2 separate regions of the Homo sapiens genome follow, and region 1 is linked to region 2. A link is a loop called in an ENCODE intact Hi-C map of the cell type or tissue named here. Cell type or tissue: CD14-positive monocyte. All regions are shown on one strand.

Region 1 (8,000 bases), 610 kb after region 2:
CACAGAGTGAAATGAATGGGTGTTTTCTCAATATAATAAAATATACATACCTTGTTCCTAAAGCTAGATTTTTTTTTTTTGAGACGGAGCCTTGCTCTGTCGCCAGCCTGGAGTGCAGTGGCGTGATCTCGGCTCACTGCAACCTCCGCCTCCTGGATTCAAGCGATTCTCCTGCCTCAGCCTCCCAAGTAGCTGGGATTACAGGCATGTGCCACCACACCCGGCTAATTTTTGTATTTTTAGTAGAGACGGGGTTTCACCGTGTTGGCCAGGTGTGTCTCAAACTCCTGTTAAAGCTAGAATTTGAATGGGGAAATACTGGAAGTGTTTCTGCTAAGTGCAGGAAAAAACAAAGAGGCCCTCTACTATTCTATGTTGTACTGGAGATATTAGGCAAAGCAGTCAGAGAAATCAATAGGAAACAAGAATTTGGGGGAAAAGGAGTAAATTTATCCCTTGCAGATGATATGATTGCATACCCCGAAAACCCTAGAGAATGAATGGTAAAATTAATCCAGATAACGGAAAATTCAGTGAAATAGCAGGATATAAAATTAACATACAAAAATTAATAACCTCAGTATACACAAGCAATGTCTAGTTAGGGAATATAATGAAGGAGAAAACTCTATTTATATAGTAACAAAGAAGATGAACTACTTAGGAATAAACGTAATAAGAAATATGCAAAAGCTATATAAGAAGAACTTTACAACACTCCTGGAAGATGCTCAAGTAGAAGTAAAATAAACGAAAAGACATCACTTGTTCCTGTTTAGGATGTCTCAACATCATAAAAATATAAGTTCCTTCTTATTTAATTTATAAATTTAATGCAATCCCAGTAAGAACACCAATAAATTTTTATTTTGAGATGGAGTCTCGCTCTGTCACCCAGGCTGGAGTGCAGTGGCGTGATCTTGGCTCACCGCAACCTCCGCCTCCTGGGTTCCAGCAATTCTCCTGCCTCAGTCTCCTGAGTGGCTGGGAATACAGGTGCGCAGCACCACACCCAGCTAATTTTTATATTTTTTAGTAGAGATGGGGTTTCACCATATTGGCCAGGCTGGTCTCGAACTCCTGACCTCATGATCTGCCCACCTCAGCCTCCCAAAGTGCTAGGATTACAGGCATGAGCCACTGTGTCCGGCCACTAATCAACTTTTTAATGGAACTAAACAAGTTGATACTGAGCATTATATGGAAAAATAGGTATGAAGGATTAGCCAGGAAAACATTAAAGACAGCGTCTTCCATATGAGGCTCAGTATCAACATGTCTAGTTCCACAAAAAAAAAAAGTTTATTGATGTTTTTGTTGGGGTTGCATTAAATGTATAAATTAAATAAAGAGGAATTAACTTTTGTATATATTGATCTTGTGTCCTGGGACCTTGCCATTTTTACTTCTGTTGGGAATAGGCCCCCAAAATCGGGCCATAAACTGGCCCCAAAACTGGCCATAAACAAAATCTCTGCAGCACTGTGACATGTTCGTGATGGCCGTGACAAAGGTTGTGGGTTTACCGGAATGAGAGCAAGGAACACCTGGCCCACCCAGGGCAGATAACCGCTTAAAGACGTTCTTAAATCACAAACAATAGCATGAGCCATCTGTGCCTTAAGGACATGCTCCTGCTGCAGATAACTAGCCAAACCCATCCCTTTATTTTGGCCCATCCCTTTGTTTCCCTGAGGAATACTTTAAGTTAATCTATAATCTATAGAAACAATGCTTATCACTGGCTTGCTGTTAATAAATACGTGGGTAAATCTCTTTTCGAGGCTGTCAGCTCTGAAGGCTGTGAGACACCTGATTTCCCACTCCACACCTCTATATTTCTGTGTGTATGTCTTTAATTCCTCCAGCGCTGCTGGGTTAGGGTCTCTCCCACCAAGCTGGTCTCGGCAACTTCCTAGTTCCAGGAGACTTTTTGTAGATTCTTTGGGGTTTTTTTTACATAGACGGCGACGTCACCTGTGAGTAAAGAGTTTTATTTCTTCCTTCCCAATCTGTATAACTTTTATTTCTTTTTATTCGTTTGTTTTATTGCACTAGATGGTAAGAGACAACATCCTCGCCTGGTTCCCAAGCTTAAGGGGAAAGGATCCAGTTTCTCATCATTAAGCATGATGTTAACTATAGATTATTTGTAGACCTCCTGGCAAGACCTTCTGGTCTGGCATATATTAGAGAATGTATTGAATGAATGAATGCATGCATGCATGCATGCATGAATGGATGAATGAAAGTATCTGGAACATAAAGTGGTGGAGGAGTGGGAGAAGACAAGCATGGAACTAAAAATTAGGAATTATATTAGGCCCAGTTTTTATTTTTTATTTTTTATTTTTTTTAATTTAAAAGTAAACTTTAATGTCAAAAATGCAAACTTGGGAAGGGCAGAAAGATCACACAGAAGTCATTTCCTCTGAAGGGGAAGATTGGGAGAGATCAAGGGATATAGTCCTGGGTGACCAGGAAGAGAAGCAAAAGTCCACCCTTGAACATGTTGGGTTCAGGGGAACCTGGAGGGTTGCGTGGTGAACGGGCAGAGGGGCTCCTCACTTCCCAGATGGTGGGGCGGCTGGGCAGAGGTGCTCCTCACTAGGCCCAGTTTTTAAAGGTCTTGAATGCCTCAGAGCTCTCAGCCAGCAGGCTGATTCATCTAACAAGAAATAACCAAATGAACCTGCGACCAAAGCCAAGTGCTGCTGGTGGGTGCCATACAGAGGACCCCATTAGCCACTGGGTGCTGAGTGCCCACCTCTGCTGGCAAGGCCTGGCCTGCCCTGGTGGCCTCTTGCCCTTAGCAAAGAATGAAGAGGACTTTTTTTTTTTTTTGACAGTTTGGCCCTAAGGACCCGGGATTTCTGTCTGTGCTACTGGCTTTAGGCCGGGCACAGAAGAATGACAGGTACCGGTTCTGCTTCTCATTCCTTAGGTGACCTTGAGGAAGCACAGACCCTCTCTGGGCCTGTTTCCAAATCCACAGACTAGGGATGGGGATAGAATTATAGGGGAAAGAACTAGCGTTAAGGGCCTACTGTGAGTTGTTCTTTATATTAATACTTCTTAAAGAGCTAGGATTTTTGAGTGTCTACTATTAAATAGGCAACCTATGTGTATTATTTCATTTAATTCTCAAAGCAGCCTTCTGAGGTGGATGCTGTTAGAATCACTAGCCGGCACATATACAAACTGACATGTCATGTACCTCTCACAACAACCCTCCAACATAGGTTAGTCCCGCCAGGCTCTGGGAAGTGAAGCCGTGTATCTAAGGTCTCGCAGTTAATAGGCGGCAGAATTTAGGTTTAATTTGGGCCTCTTTACCCCAGCCCTTACTTTCCCCTTCATCATACTCTCCCTCCACGATTATAACTGTTCTCCTTTGTTGCCCAGCCCATGAAATCCTCAGGCTCCGGGACCCCATGTCCTCAATGTTAGACACAGAGCCTCGTGCAGGGCAAGTGGGAGGGACGTTAGGATGAAGGATCCAGCGGAGGCGCAGTAGGAGGGGAATGAGAGGGAGGAGAGGAGGCAGCGGGGAGGAGGCAGGCAAGCGCCCGCGGTGAGGAACTGCGCCCTCTGGTGGTCATTCTGAGAAGCTGCGGACAAGGTGGACTTGGTGCCCAGCGTGGGGCGGGCTCAGGCTCGGGAGAAGCATGGCAAGGGCCCGAGCTATAAGGAGGATCACCCACCGAGGTGGCTAAAGGCTCTAGTCCTGCTGCCTTTGGCTGGAGGAGAGTTAAGTCTGTCCCTCTCCAGGACTTGTCAGGATGGAGAATTCTGAGCTTTGCTCGGACTCCATCAGCGGTTGAGCCCCCGTCCGTGGTCAGGCAAGCTTTGGAGTGTGTCCAATGAGAAGGAATTATTATCTCATTTGACGGAGGAGGAAACAAACTCAGAGGTATTAAACAAATCGCTCCAGCTCACCACAGTAACGCCCCCTTTCTTCATCTGCTTTCTTTTTTCGTTTGTTTGTTTTAATAAGACTGTTTTGAACCCACCTAGTTCCTGGCCTTCTTCTCTCTTTATTTGCCCTCTCTCCCCGGGTGATCTTGCTCATGACATGGTTTTAAAACCCATCTGCGCACGATGCCTCCCAAGTTTAGATCTCCACCCCTCACCCTTCTCTGGGCTCCAGACTGCCAACTGGGTATCTTCACTTGGGTAGCTCCGAGGCACCTCAAACCCAACATGTTCAGGGGTGGCATCTTGCTTCTCTTCCTGGTCACCCAGGACTATATCCCTTAATCTCTCCCAATCTTCCCCTTCACAGGAAATGACATCATCCTCCAGCCAGTTACTCAAGGCAGAAACCCAGGAAACATTCTAGATTCCTCCCTTACCTTACACCTTCACCTTCAACCCATGAACAGGTCCTGTTGCTTCTAGTTCCAAAATATACCTTGAATGCAACCGCTTCTTCCCATCCATTTTCCATCTCCAAGTCACCCTCAACTGCAGGGACTTCTGCAATAGCCTTCATGCTAATGTTTCTACCTCTTTTTTGGGGCGGGGGGACAGGGTCTCGCTTTGTCACCCAGGCTGGAGTACAGTGGCTCCATCTCGGCTCACTGCAATCTCCACCTTGTGGGTTCAAGCGGTTCTCTTGCCTCAGCCTCCTGAGTAGCTGGGACTACAGGTGTGGGCCATCACACCTGGCTAATTATTTGTCTTTTTGGTAGAGACGGGTTTTCACTATGTTGGCCAACCTGGTCTCGAACCCTTGACCTCAAATGATCCTTCTGCCTCAGCCTCCCAAAGTGCTCGGATTACAGGCCTGAGCCACCGCACCCAGCCTCCTACCTCTCTTATTGATTTATTCATTCAACAAATCATTGATGAGCACATGCTGCTTACCAGGAACTGTCCTGGACACTGTGGAAACAGCAGATGCAATATTGCCCTCTAGCCTCTCCCTGTCTATTCTCCAAACAATGGGCTTGTTACTGTTCTGTGTGTCTGTGTTTGTGTGTTTTAATTATGCAGTTTCTCGCTTAACACGTATATGCTGACTTTCAACTATTCACTGTGGCCCAAAGTGCCTGTGTAACCTAGTATTTCCAGCACCTTCTCCCAGCAAGCCTCTCCTCTTCTCCATCCATGTCCACTGGGTTTTAACCACACTGCCTTCCTTTCATCCTTCTGATTCCTCAACTAGGCCATATTCTTTGCCAGCCACCTGAGGGCCTTTGCTCATGCTGTTCCTTTGGCCTGGAGTGCCCATTCCCCTCACTCTGTGTGCTGCCGAGTCCTCCTTCAGGTCTTGGTTTTTTGTTTTGTTTTGTTTTGAGACGGAGTCTCACTCTGTCACTCAGGCTGGAGTGCAATGGCACGATCTCGGCTCACAGCAACCTCTGCCTCCTGGGTTCAAGCAGTTCTCCTGCCTCGGCCTCCTGAGTAGCTGGGACTACAGGTGCATGCCACCACACCCAGCTAATTTTTTTTTTTTTTTTTTTTTTAGTATTTTTAGTAGAGACAGCATTTCACCATGTTGGCCAGGCTGGTCTTGAACTCTTGACCTCAGGTGATCCACCTCAGCTTCCCAAAGTGCTGGGATTACAGGCGTGGGCCAGCGCACCCAGCCCAGGTCTTGGTTTAAATGACACCTTCTCTGAACACCCTATTTCCTCTCTTTGTACCCTGTCTATTTCTCCACAGCCCTTATCTATTACAATAGATGGTAAACTCCTTTAGGGCAGGAAACAGGTTTATGTAATTCACCAATCTGTCCTCAGCACCCAGGTGTGCTTGTTGAATAAAGGAACTTGGAACTAAGGCTGTCTCTTCCCACTATAGCCCTTCTGAGAGCTGAAGGGAGTGCCTGCTCTTCTGAGGTTTCTTTTCTTCTGGCTGAACACCCCATGCAGTAGCCTGGCCTATGCAGCACTGCTCAAACTGTGTTCTGTTTGAAATGTTGTTATCTCGTAAAGGTTCCATGGTGAATGAAGTTTAGAGTGTCACAGTATCCAGCATGGGGTAAAGGCTCTGAGAAGTCCTGCTGTAAGGAGCCCATTTAGCTGGGTTCAACCCAGACATTCCCAGCCTTGTTTATCTAACTACTGGGATACAATTTAATGCAAAACTAGACAAGTCCTCAGCTCAGGAGCTGTGGCCATTCTGTCCAGGAATTGCTAGAGAGTCAGCCTGGAGACTGGGCGTGGTGGCTCAGGCCTGTAATCCCAGCACTGTGGGAGGCGGAGGCAGGCAGATCACGATGTCAGGAGTTGGAGACCAGCTTGGCCAATACGGTGAAACCCTGTCTCTACTAAAAAATACAAAAACTAGCCAGGTGTGGTGGCTCGCGCTTGTAATCCCAGCTACTTGGGAGGCTGAGGCTGGAGAATCATTTGAACCAGGGAGGGTGAAGGTTGCAGTGAGCTGAGCTCCCGCCACTGCACTCCAGCCTGGCGACATAGCGAGGCTCCGTCTCAAAAAAGAAAAGGAGAGTCAGCCTGGAGTGGCAATGAAGCCTGGGCCTTGGGTTAGACATGGTCCTGGGCTGAATGTGGCTCTCCATGCCCTGGTGATGATGACTGTGCTGGTGCCTGTGGTCAGCTGGATAAAGCCCCCAAAGATGTTCATGTTTGAATCCCCAGGACCTGGGAAAGATACTTAGTATGGCAAGAGGGATTTTGCAGGTGTGACTACATGAAGAAGTTTGAAATCATCATGGATTAGCCTGCAGGAGCTGGATGTGCCTGGTGTAATCACACCGTCCTTATAAGAGCGATGCAGAGGGTCAGGGTCACAGGAGAAGGTCCTCACCAATCTGATGTACTTTGAACATGGAAGAAGGGGCCTCAGCCAAGGAATATGGCAGCCCCTAGAGACTAAAAGAGGCAAGAAAACAAAGGCTTCCCTTAGAGCCTCCAGAAGAACCAGGCTTGCTGATACCTTGACCTTAGCCCTGTGAAACTGTTTCAGACTTTCGACCTCCAGACCTTCAGAGAATCAATGTGAATTGTTTCAAACCACTTGGTTTGTGGTTATTTGTTGTACCTGCCATGGGAAGTGAAGACAGTACCTCACAGGGGCTCATGATGTCTTGGTTCTAAAATTTGTCTTTTCTTTCATTCTCTTCAACAGCCATGACAATCATCTGTGCTCTTCTCTCTGTGCCTAACATTGTCATCTCCCATATGCACCACTGGCCCACCTTTGAGAAAGAATTCAAACTCCACTTCCTGGCCAGGCTGGTCTCGAACTCCTGACCTCAAACCCCACTTTCTTCATGAGGCTTGCTATGACCCCACCACACCCACCAGGTAAAAGTAGAAACCCACAGAACTCAAAGTGGGGAACCCTTCCCACCGGTGCCACATTCAAGCCTCATTCCCCACCAAACTGAACATCCAGGGAGGTTTGTGGATGATGTAAATGGAAGGCGCAGAAGGTGAAGGCCCAGGGTGGAAAGGGCTCTGCCCTCTGGGCCTCCACTGAATTAGGCCTGTGCTCTGTCTGACCTGGGGAGTGTCCTCATCTGTGCCCTCACCTTGGGTCCACCTTGTGAAGCCAACACACCACTTTGCCTCCTGGACCATTTCCCCTGGATGTCTCACAAGCCCTTCAGGCCCACCACATCCCAAACTGACATCAGCATATACCAAACATGTGCCCCTCCTCATTCCCTGGCTCCTGTGGGCATCACCGCCTGCCCCTACCCCAACCCAGGACTCTGACATCATCCAAGCCTCTTCCTTCTCCTCCACCTCACACTCTCTGTCCTTTACAAAGTCCCATTATTTCCGCCTCAGACACATCTCTCAAATCCATCTTCTTTTCTGTGTCTCCACTACCCGTGCTGCAGGCCAGACCACCATCACCTCTCACTGGACCCTGCTACGACCACCTCCCTGATCTTTCTGCCCTTGGGCTCGCTCCATGGAGCCCCTTCTCCACACAGCAGCAGCCAGAGGCAGTTTCTGGAGCCCACAGCTGAATGCGTTGTTCTCCTTGCTCAGGCAGAGAAGAGGACAGATGGGGTTTTG
Region 2 (8,000 bases):
AGAAAGAGTAATTCATGCAGAGCTGGCTGTGCGGGAGACCAGAGTTTTATTATTACTCAAATCAGTCTCCCCAGGCATTGGGGAGCAGAGTTTTGAAGGATAACTTGGTGGGTGGGGGGAAGACAGTGTGCCAGGAGTGCTGATTGGTCAGAGATGAAATCACAGGGAGTGGAAGCTGTCTTCTTGCGCTGAGTCAGTTCCTGGGTGGGGGCCACAAGATCAGATGAGCCAGTTTATTGATCTGGGTGGTGCCAGCTGATCCATCAAGTGCAGGGCCTGTGAAACATCTCAAGCACTGATCTTAGAGCAGGTTAGAGAGGGTCAGAATCTTGTATCCTCCAGCTGCATATAATTCCTTATCTTGTGGCTAATGTTAGACCTGCCAAAGCAATCTAGTCCCCAGGCAAGAAGGAGGTCTGCTTTGGGAAAGGTCTGTTACCATCTTTGTTTAAACAATAAACTATAAACTAAATTTCTCCCAAAGATAGTTCAATCTATGCTTAGGAATGAACAAGGACAGCTTGGAGGTTAGAAGCAAAATGGAGTCAGTTAAGTTAGATCTCTTTCACTGTCTCAGTCATAATTTTACAAAGGCGGTTTCAAGATCTCTCAGTAAATGACAGACCTGAGACTTAAACTCAGGTCTCTACCATGCAGCCCTTCTGACATAATTGCTGACTTTGAGGAGCCCCAAAGGTAGAGCTCATATTTTGGTGAAAAAATGGCACATGGTACTGCAGTCAGCCCTGGGCACGTACAAGGAGCACCAAATGGGGGTGAAGGAGTGGTGTTCAGTTCAGAGGAAAGAGGGCTTCCTCCCAAATGACCAGGGCTGCCTTTGCAGAGGTGGTAGCATCTGAGCTCATCACCCCACAGGTTCAGGATGGCTTCTTTCCTTGCCTAGGGGATGGGCGGTGACAGTGAATAATAATGATGGTGGTGGTGAAGTTAGTAAAGCACTTTTACTCACATCTCTTTGATTTTACAGAACCTTGTGGGCTGAATGTTATCTCCACTTTAGGCAAGATAAAATCAAGACACAGAGAAGTTAGTCACCCAGCAGGAAAGCCTGGGCTTCAGGGTCCAAGTCCCTCCCTTCCGAGTCCTCGCTCTCTGCTCTCTGCTGTAACTAGGCCGAGGGGGAAGCTTCCTATTCCAAAGCATCTCTTCACCAGTGCTTCACAACATGTGGACTATTTCCTTGTTTTAAAGAGCTGATTTCTGGGTCCCATCTCAGACCTACTGCGTCTCTGGGAGATGGGGCCTTGAAATCTGCATTTTAACAACTGTCCCCGTGATTCTTGTGGTCACCTAAGAGTGAGATGCCCTCGGCCTACTGGGATGCTGAAGGACGCTGTGAGCAGCGGGGGCCCAGGAATCAGCACTGCCTTTCTTAGCTCTGGCCATGGGACCACCTCAGTTTTCTGCCTGAGAAGTGGGCAGAGTCGAGACTCCGAGGGTGCCACGCCCCGGCTGCCACCCCGCCAGCACAGGCGAGCGCCACACCTGCGTCTCTCCCAGGCTCCCTCCCTTCTCCGTCCCGCCCGCCCGGGTGGAAGGAAACAGCTGGGGGCTCTTCTTTTCCAGGCTGCGGTCGCCTCCTCTTCGGTTGCGGACGGGCCGAGGTTGGGGGCTCGGGCCGCTTTCCGCACGCGCCGACCCCCGCCGGGGACCGCAGGGGACCCGAGTGCGCGGGGCTTCCCGCCCGCCGGGCAGCCTCCCCCACCCCGCCTGCCCCGCCGGCAGCCCACAAATATTCCCGAGGCCCGGAGGGGGCAGAAAACGCCTTTCCAGCGCGTCTTCTGGCCCCGGCCCACCTTTCTGCGCGCGGAACCCTTCGAGGAGAGGCCTGGACACCCGTCAGTACCGCGCCCCCAAACCCTCGCCCTGCGCAGCCCGAGGGCGCAAGCGTGGGCCTTGTGGGGCGGGCATGGGCAGGGCAGGCAGACACAGACCCAGGGTGGGAGCTGGGGGAGGGCACCCCACTCAATCCGGGGCTCAGGGAAGGCGTCCTGGAGGGATTTCAGCTAAGCTCTGAAAGATGAACGGATATGATGGACAGAGGGAACAGAATATGCAAAGACCAACAGGGGGGCAGTTGGAGAAATTCCAAATACTGTGTGTTGTTGAAACGCTGAATTCAAGGTGTAGTGGCTCAAGATGGGGCTGGAGAGAGTGGGGAGAGCCAGTCCCGAGCAGGTCCTTGGCAAACCATGCTGGAGGATGGGCGACTCTGAGGGATTGTAAGCAGGACCCTGACTGGCCAGTCATTTGCTTTCCGGGAAGGCCACTCTGGCTGGTGTCGGGGGGGGGCGGGGGGGGACTGGGGGAGTGGCAGGGGATGGGTGAGGAGGCTGTAGGCAGAAGTCACAGTGCCTGCACCCAGGTGACGGGAGTGGGAATGTCTCCCTCCTGCCAACCCTCCTCCTTCCTCGTTAGTCCAGCTTGGACCCTCTTCCAAGGCCTCTCTCAGTGCCCCACTCACCACCTCCAGGAAGTCTTCCCTGCTCCCTCAGGGTCTCAGAACGCCAAAGCCTGTATCTGGTTATTTGCTGCCTTGTCTTTGGAATTAATTTGTGTGCGTCAGCCTTCAAGGGAGCCGAGCATGGTGATCAAGGCCACCCGAGAACCCCAGTTCTACTGCAGACATGTGACCTGGGAAAGTCTTTCATTCACTCTGAGCCTCACTTTATTCCTCTGTAAAATGGGGAGAATGATCCCTCCACTGAAGGATTCTATACGCCTGGCATTTGATGTATGCTTAGTGAGTGAGCTTTTTCTCCATTAGAGTTGGTCAGCCTGGAAACCAGACAAGGGCCCTTTGAGTGTCTCCCGAAACTTCTCTAGGGCTTTTAGATAGAAGTAACCGGATAGCAGCGATCTTAAGGCCGAGGATTGGAATACCGGAGTCCCTGTGTGACTTCAGGCAAGTCAGGGCCCCACTCTGGATAACAAAGGGGCAGGCAGGAGGACCCCTACAGTCCCCACTGCTGCTCTTTTAGGCATTCCCTTTCTGGCGGAGTTCCTTGGGTTTCCTTGGGAGGCAGAGGCACCTGGAAGACCAACCCAGAGCTGAAGATCTAAAATGACAGATTGGCAGGGTCCTGGCTTGGAGCAGCTGCAGCAGGTATCCAGGCATGGGAGCAGGCATCTTGGGCACAACAGGATCAGATGATTGTGAGCAAAGCCACGGGATTTGGGTAGGTCCCAGATGAAGGAGCCATGAGTAGTGTCAGCACACCCTTCTCTTTGCCCAGATGAAAGTCCAGTGAGCCACCCATGGTTATGTGGCAAGCTCATGGGAAGGCATTTTGGCTGACAGGAAGAGCAGGAACAAAGTGGTCAAGACTCCCATGTTCAACACAGGTGACTTAAGTCTATAATGAGGTAAAGCACGGGAAAACATCTAGTCTAATGGCACATAGTAGATGCTTAATAAATGCAAATGTATTGAACACCAGACCTTATGCTGAGAAGCAATGGGTCACACACAGTCTCTTCCCTTGAGCTCAGAGCCTGGGGAGGGCAAGAGATGGGTACAGAAACATTCCTGGCCTATGCAGGGATAAAGGACAGCACAGGAACTATGGGGACCCAGAGGAAGATGGGATTGAACTTTTATCGAGAGCAGGCTGTGTGCCCAGTAGTGAACTTGGGGAGAAAGGTATATTGAGGAAGGCAACTCATGGAGGAGGTGACTTTGCACTGGCACTTTTTGTTTTGTTTGAGATGGAGTCTTGCTCTGTTGCCCAGGGTGGAGTGCAGTGGCACCATATCGGCTCACTGCAATCTCCACCTCCCAGTTTACGCAATTCTTTTGCTCAACCTCAGAGCAGCTGGGACTACAGGCATGTGCCACCACCCCTGGCTAATTTTTGTTGTTTTAGTAGAGACAGGGTTTCACCATGTTGACCAGGCTGGTCTCGAACTCCTGGCCTCAAGTGATCCACCCTCCTCGGCCTCCCAAAGTGCTGGAATTACAGGTGTGAGCCACCACGCCTGGCCTGCACTGGTTTTTAAGCCAAGAAGGCAGAGAAAGTTATTTCAAGCAGAGGCAAGAATATATATCGGGGGCCAGGCGCAGTGGCTCACGCCTGTTACCCCAGCACTTTGGGAGGCCGAGGTGGGTGGATCACGAGGTTAGGAGTTCGAGACCAGCCTGACCAACATGGTGAAACCTCGTCTCTACTAAAAATACAAAAATTAGCTGGGCGTGGTGAGGTGTGCCCGTAATCCCAGCTACTCGGGAGGCTGAGGCAGGAGAATTGCTTGAACCTGGGAGGTGGAGGTTGCAGTGAGCTGAGATCACATCATTGCACTCCAGCCTGGGCGACAGAGCAAGACTCTGTTTCAACACAAAAAAAAAGAATATATATTGGTCGGTGCAAAAGTAATTGTGGTTTTTGCTGTTGACTAAAGGCAAAAATTGCAATTTTGCACCAACCTAATACAAAGCCACAAGACTGGGGAAAGTATGGAACGTTTAAGGAGCTGGTGAGTATTTTGCTGTATAGGAAATGGGGCATCAGAGGTCAGCAGAGGCCCGGATGGGAAGAGCCTTGAATGCCAACTAAGGAGCAAGCATGGACTCCAAGGGCAGTGAGGAACCATGAAAGGTTTCTGAGCAAGAGAATGATGTGGTCAGAATCCATTACAGAAGGAAGCATCTTGCATTCATCGAGCCATCTGGAGAGACCTGGGGGTGGCGGGGAGGGAACTGGGCCAGTGGGCCCAGGTAGGAACTCTTAGCTGTGCTTCAGTCCACTGGGATTTATTTAGGTCAGAGCCGGGCTCCTGGGACTGGTGGCCTCTTCCCACATGGACAGTAGGTGGCGCTGCAGCTCTGTGTATGCAGCCTCCAGGGCGCTGCTACCTGCCCTCACCTAAGTGGGTCAGACCCCTTGTCCCACTTGGCCCTGGGGCTTGGGCCCCATCTCCAGGGATGAGGCTTGGAGGGGTAGGGTGGGGATGGGCTTTGCTCCTCCTCCTCCAGAAGCAGGGAAGGCCACTTGCTTTACAGAGCCACAGGATGTGTGAGTAGAGAGGGCCTCCAGGGATTTTCTGGCCCATGTCCTATTTCACATGTAGGTAAACTGAGGCCCCCAAGGGGGAGGGGCTTGCCTGAGTCACTGAATGGGTTAGTAGCTCAGGGGTGGTTCCAGTGCCTGATGTGGGAGTTCATCCCATCCCTTCCCTCTCCTAAATCCCTCCCGTTTGCCTCCTCTTGCCCTCCCCATTGCCCCCTCTCCTCTCGGTTCCCACCATCTACCTGGCCTGGACCACTGTCCCAGCCTCCTCACAGATGGCTGTGTTGTCTCTTCCATGCCTGCCCATACCTTTCCCCACCCCATCCATCCCCCACCCAGCCCAGGGATTTTCCCTCACACACAGATCCAGCGATCACCACCCCCACTCCGTTAAACCCTTCCCTGCCCCCCATCATCCCTAAATGCTGCTTAGCAGATGCAGATCTGCTCTGGGCTCCCAGGCCCCTGCTCACCCTGGCCGTCATGACTTATCCATGCCGATCCTAATGTCGCACTCTTTCTCACCTTCCATGACTCAGTGGGGTCCTCCAAGGTATGGGGGCTTAGGTGCCCCTTCTGGGCTGCCACAGCTGTGACCACACTGTGTGACTGAGGGTCCCTGCACCCATCTTCTCTGCTGAATCACCCAGAGCGCCTTCAGGGTGGGGACTCTGGCACCTGATTCACATTGCTCCCCGTGGCACGGGGCTTGGCCCCCATGGGAGCTTTGTGCTGTCCTTTTGGATGAATGACTGAATGACAGGTGCACTCTGAGAGCATCCTTACCAGATCACGGTACACCGCAATGGGCCAGGCACCGTGCTGGTACTTCCATGCACAGCCTCGAAATCCTAACAACAGCTTGGTGGGGTCACACTGGAATTACTAACTCTGTTTTGCAGAAGAGAGTGAAGCACAGAGAGGAGAGGTGACTTGCCTAAAGTCACACAGCAAGAGAGTGATAGAAACCAGGCTCATCAGGCTGCCTGGCATAGCAAGGCCACAGGCAGCTAAAGGGATGGGCTCAGCATGGTGAGACTGCTCCCAGGAGCTACAGGGCAGCAGCGGCCAAATCTCCCAGGGTCTGAGCAAAGCTAATGTGGAGCTATCAGGAGGCCACTCAGGTGCCTGCGCCCTCAAGAAGTCAGGTTCCCTCCCTGTTTTAGAGCATGGGAAGTCTCCAGTTGTTCCAAGTCAGGCAGGGACCTGGGCAGACTTGAGTACCAGAAGCACTTCTGTGGCTGCTGTGAGGTAGAGACCAGCAGCTGGAGGCCAGCCAAGAGGCCGACCCAGTGATCCAGGGAGAGGCAAGGCCCAGTGGGGCAAGCAGCACATGGTCTGGGATCAGGCCCGGCCAAAATGTTAATACCAAGGCCTTTCAAGGGGCCCTGTGGTCAGTAGGCTGGGTGCCTGGAAGCAAGAAGTAAGCAGTGATGGGCTGCCCATGAAGATAGGTGGGCAGAATGTGGTAACGAGCTGGGTGCAGTGGCTCATGCCTGTAATCCCAGCACTTTGGGAGGCTGAGGTGGGCGGATCGCTTAAGCCCAGGAGTTGGAGACCAGCCTGGCCAACATGGCAAAACCCCATCTCTACTAAAAATGCAAAATTTACCTGGGAGCAGTGGCATGCACCTGTAGTCCCAGCTACTGAGGTGGGAGGATTGCTTGAGCCTGGCGGGTCGAGGCTGCAGTGAGCCAAGATTGCACCACTACACTCCACCTTGGGTGACAGAGTAACTCTGCCTCAGAAAAAAACAAAACAAAACAAAAAACCATGGTAACAAACTGCAAATATTTGTTGCAGAAAAACCCAGGAGCATGGAAGGGCAAACGCAGAGGCCAGCAGAGTGGACTCAGGATTCTAGGTCACTGTACCAATGATGGGAGTGTCCTCAACTTGCTGCATGACCTTGATCTTATCCCTGTTCCTCTCTAGGCATCAATAAGGGAAATTTTAGCCTGAAGTCCCCCAAGGGGCCTCTGTATTTGGGTGCCCAGTTTTGATGCTACATAGAAGTCAAAGGTAGAAGGGCCCTTGGTGTCTCAGGCTCAGAAAGGGTTGGGCCTGCCCACATCCCACAACGAACACAGGCCCAGAACCAAGAACTCCTGAAAAGTCTGACTTGGTTACGGCACAAAGCACACTCCCTCCTGTTCTTCCAAGGCAAGTGTTCAGATCCTTTAGGGAGCCCTTTGGTGGTCATTTGGTGCAGCCTCTTTGGCTGGGCAGCTGCAGCTTCTTCTTCTTTTTTTTTTTTTTTTGAAACAGAGTCTCGCTCTGTCGCCCAGACTGGAGTGCAGTGGTGCGATCTCGGCTCACTGCAATCTCCGCCTCCCAGGTTCAAGCAGTTCTCCGCCTCAGCCTCCCAAGCAACTGTGATTACAGGCACCTGCCACCACGCCTGGCTAATTTTTGTATTTTTAGTAGAGATGGGGTTTCGCCATGTTGGCCAGGCTGGTCTTCAACTCCTAACCTCGTGATCCACCCGCCTCAGCCTCCCAAAGTGCTGGGATTACAGGCTTGAGCCACTGCGCCTGGCCCATCTTTTTTTTCTTTTGAGACAGAGTCTTGCTCTATCACCAGACTGGAGTGCAGTGGCGCTATCTTGGCTCACTGCAACTTTTGCCTCCTGGGTTCAAGTGATTCTCCTGCCTCAGCCTTCTGGGTGGCTGGGATTACAGGCACCCACCATCATACTCAACTAATTTTTGTATTTTTAGTAGAGACTGGGTTTCACCACGTTCACCAGGCTGGTCTTAAACTCCTGACCTCAAGTGATCCACCCGCCTCGGCCTCCCAAAGTGCTGGGATTATAGGCGTGAGCCACCATGCCCAGCCTGCAGCTTCATCTTTATTCCCAGGAGGGAGCACTCAGGTTGCCTTCCGGGTGAGCATGCTAAAGAACTTCCTTTAGTCTACCCTGTGGCCTAGCTGCAGCCATCCTTCTTGGGGGTGTGTTTGGGGCAGGACAGT

Evidence for each region. Hi-C counts contacts between places; a loop is a spot of excess contacts. Peaks named below come from ENCODE experiments on the same cell type or tissue, not always from the same donor. Only the 100,000 strongest peaks of a DNase experiment are listed, where the experiment ranks them.
Region 1: it touches region 2 in a loop (3-fold over the local background); 13 of 110 quality-filtered maps call a loop at or near these places.

The regions. Positions count from the first base shown.
Region 1 is chr11:75,702,038-75,710,037 of GRCh38, reverse strand. It overlaps LOC105369392 (a long non-coding RNA gene), which reads left to right. Exons shown (of 3, transcript XR_950316.4): 2 at 7,099-7,277; 3 at 7,820-8,000. Among named protein-coding and RNA genes, the nearest start is that of MOGAT2, 12 kb to the left of the region's middle. In CD14-positive monocyte, CTCF peaks have their summits at 3,398 and 3,602 (motif pointing left); a DNase peak (open chromatin) is centred at 3,587.
Region 2 is chr11:76,315,795-76,323,794 of GRCh38, reverse strand. LOC105369395 (a long non-coding RNA gene) reads right to left here. Exons shown (of 5, transcript XR_950333.3): 5 at 3,136-3,315. Among named protein-coding and RNA genes, the nearest start is that of THAP12, 61 kb to the left of the region's middle. RefSeq lists an enhancer at 4,667-4,726. In CD14-positive monocyte, CTCF peaks have their summits at 4,646 and 4,846 (motif pointing right); a DNase peak (open chromatin) is centred at 4,814; H3K27me3 peaks cover 3,523 bases.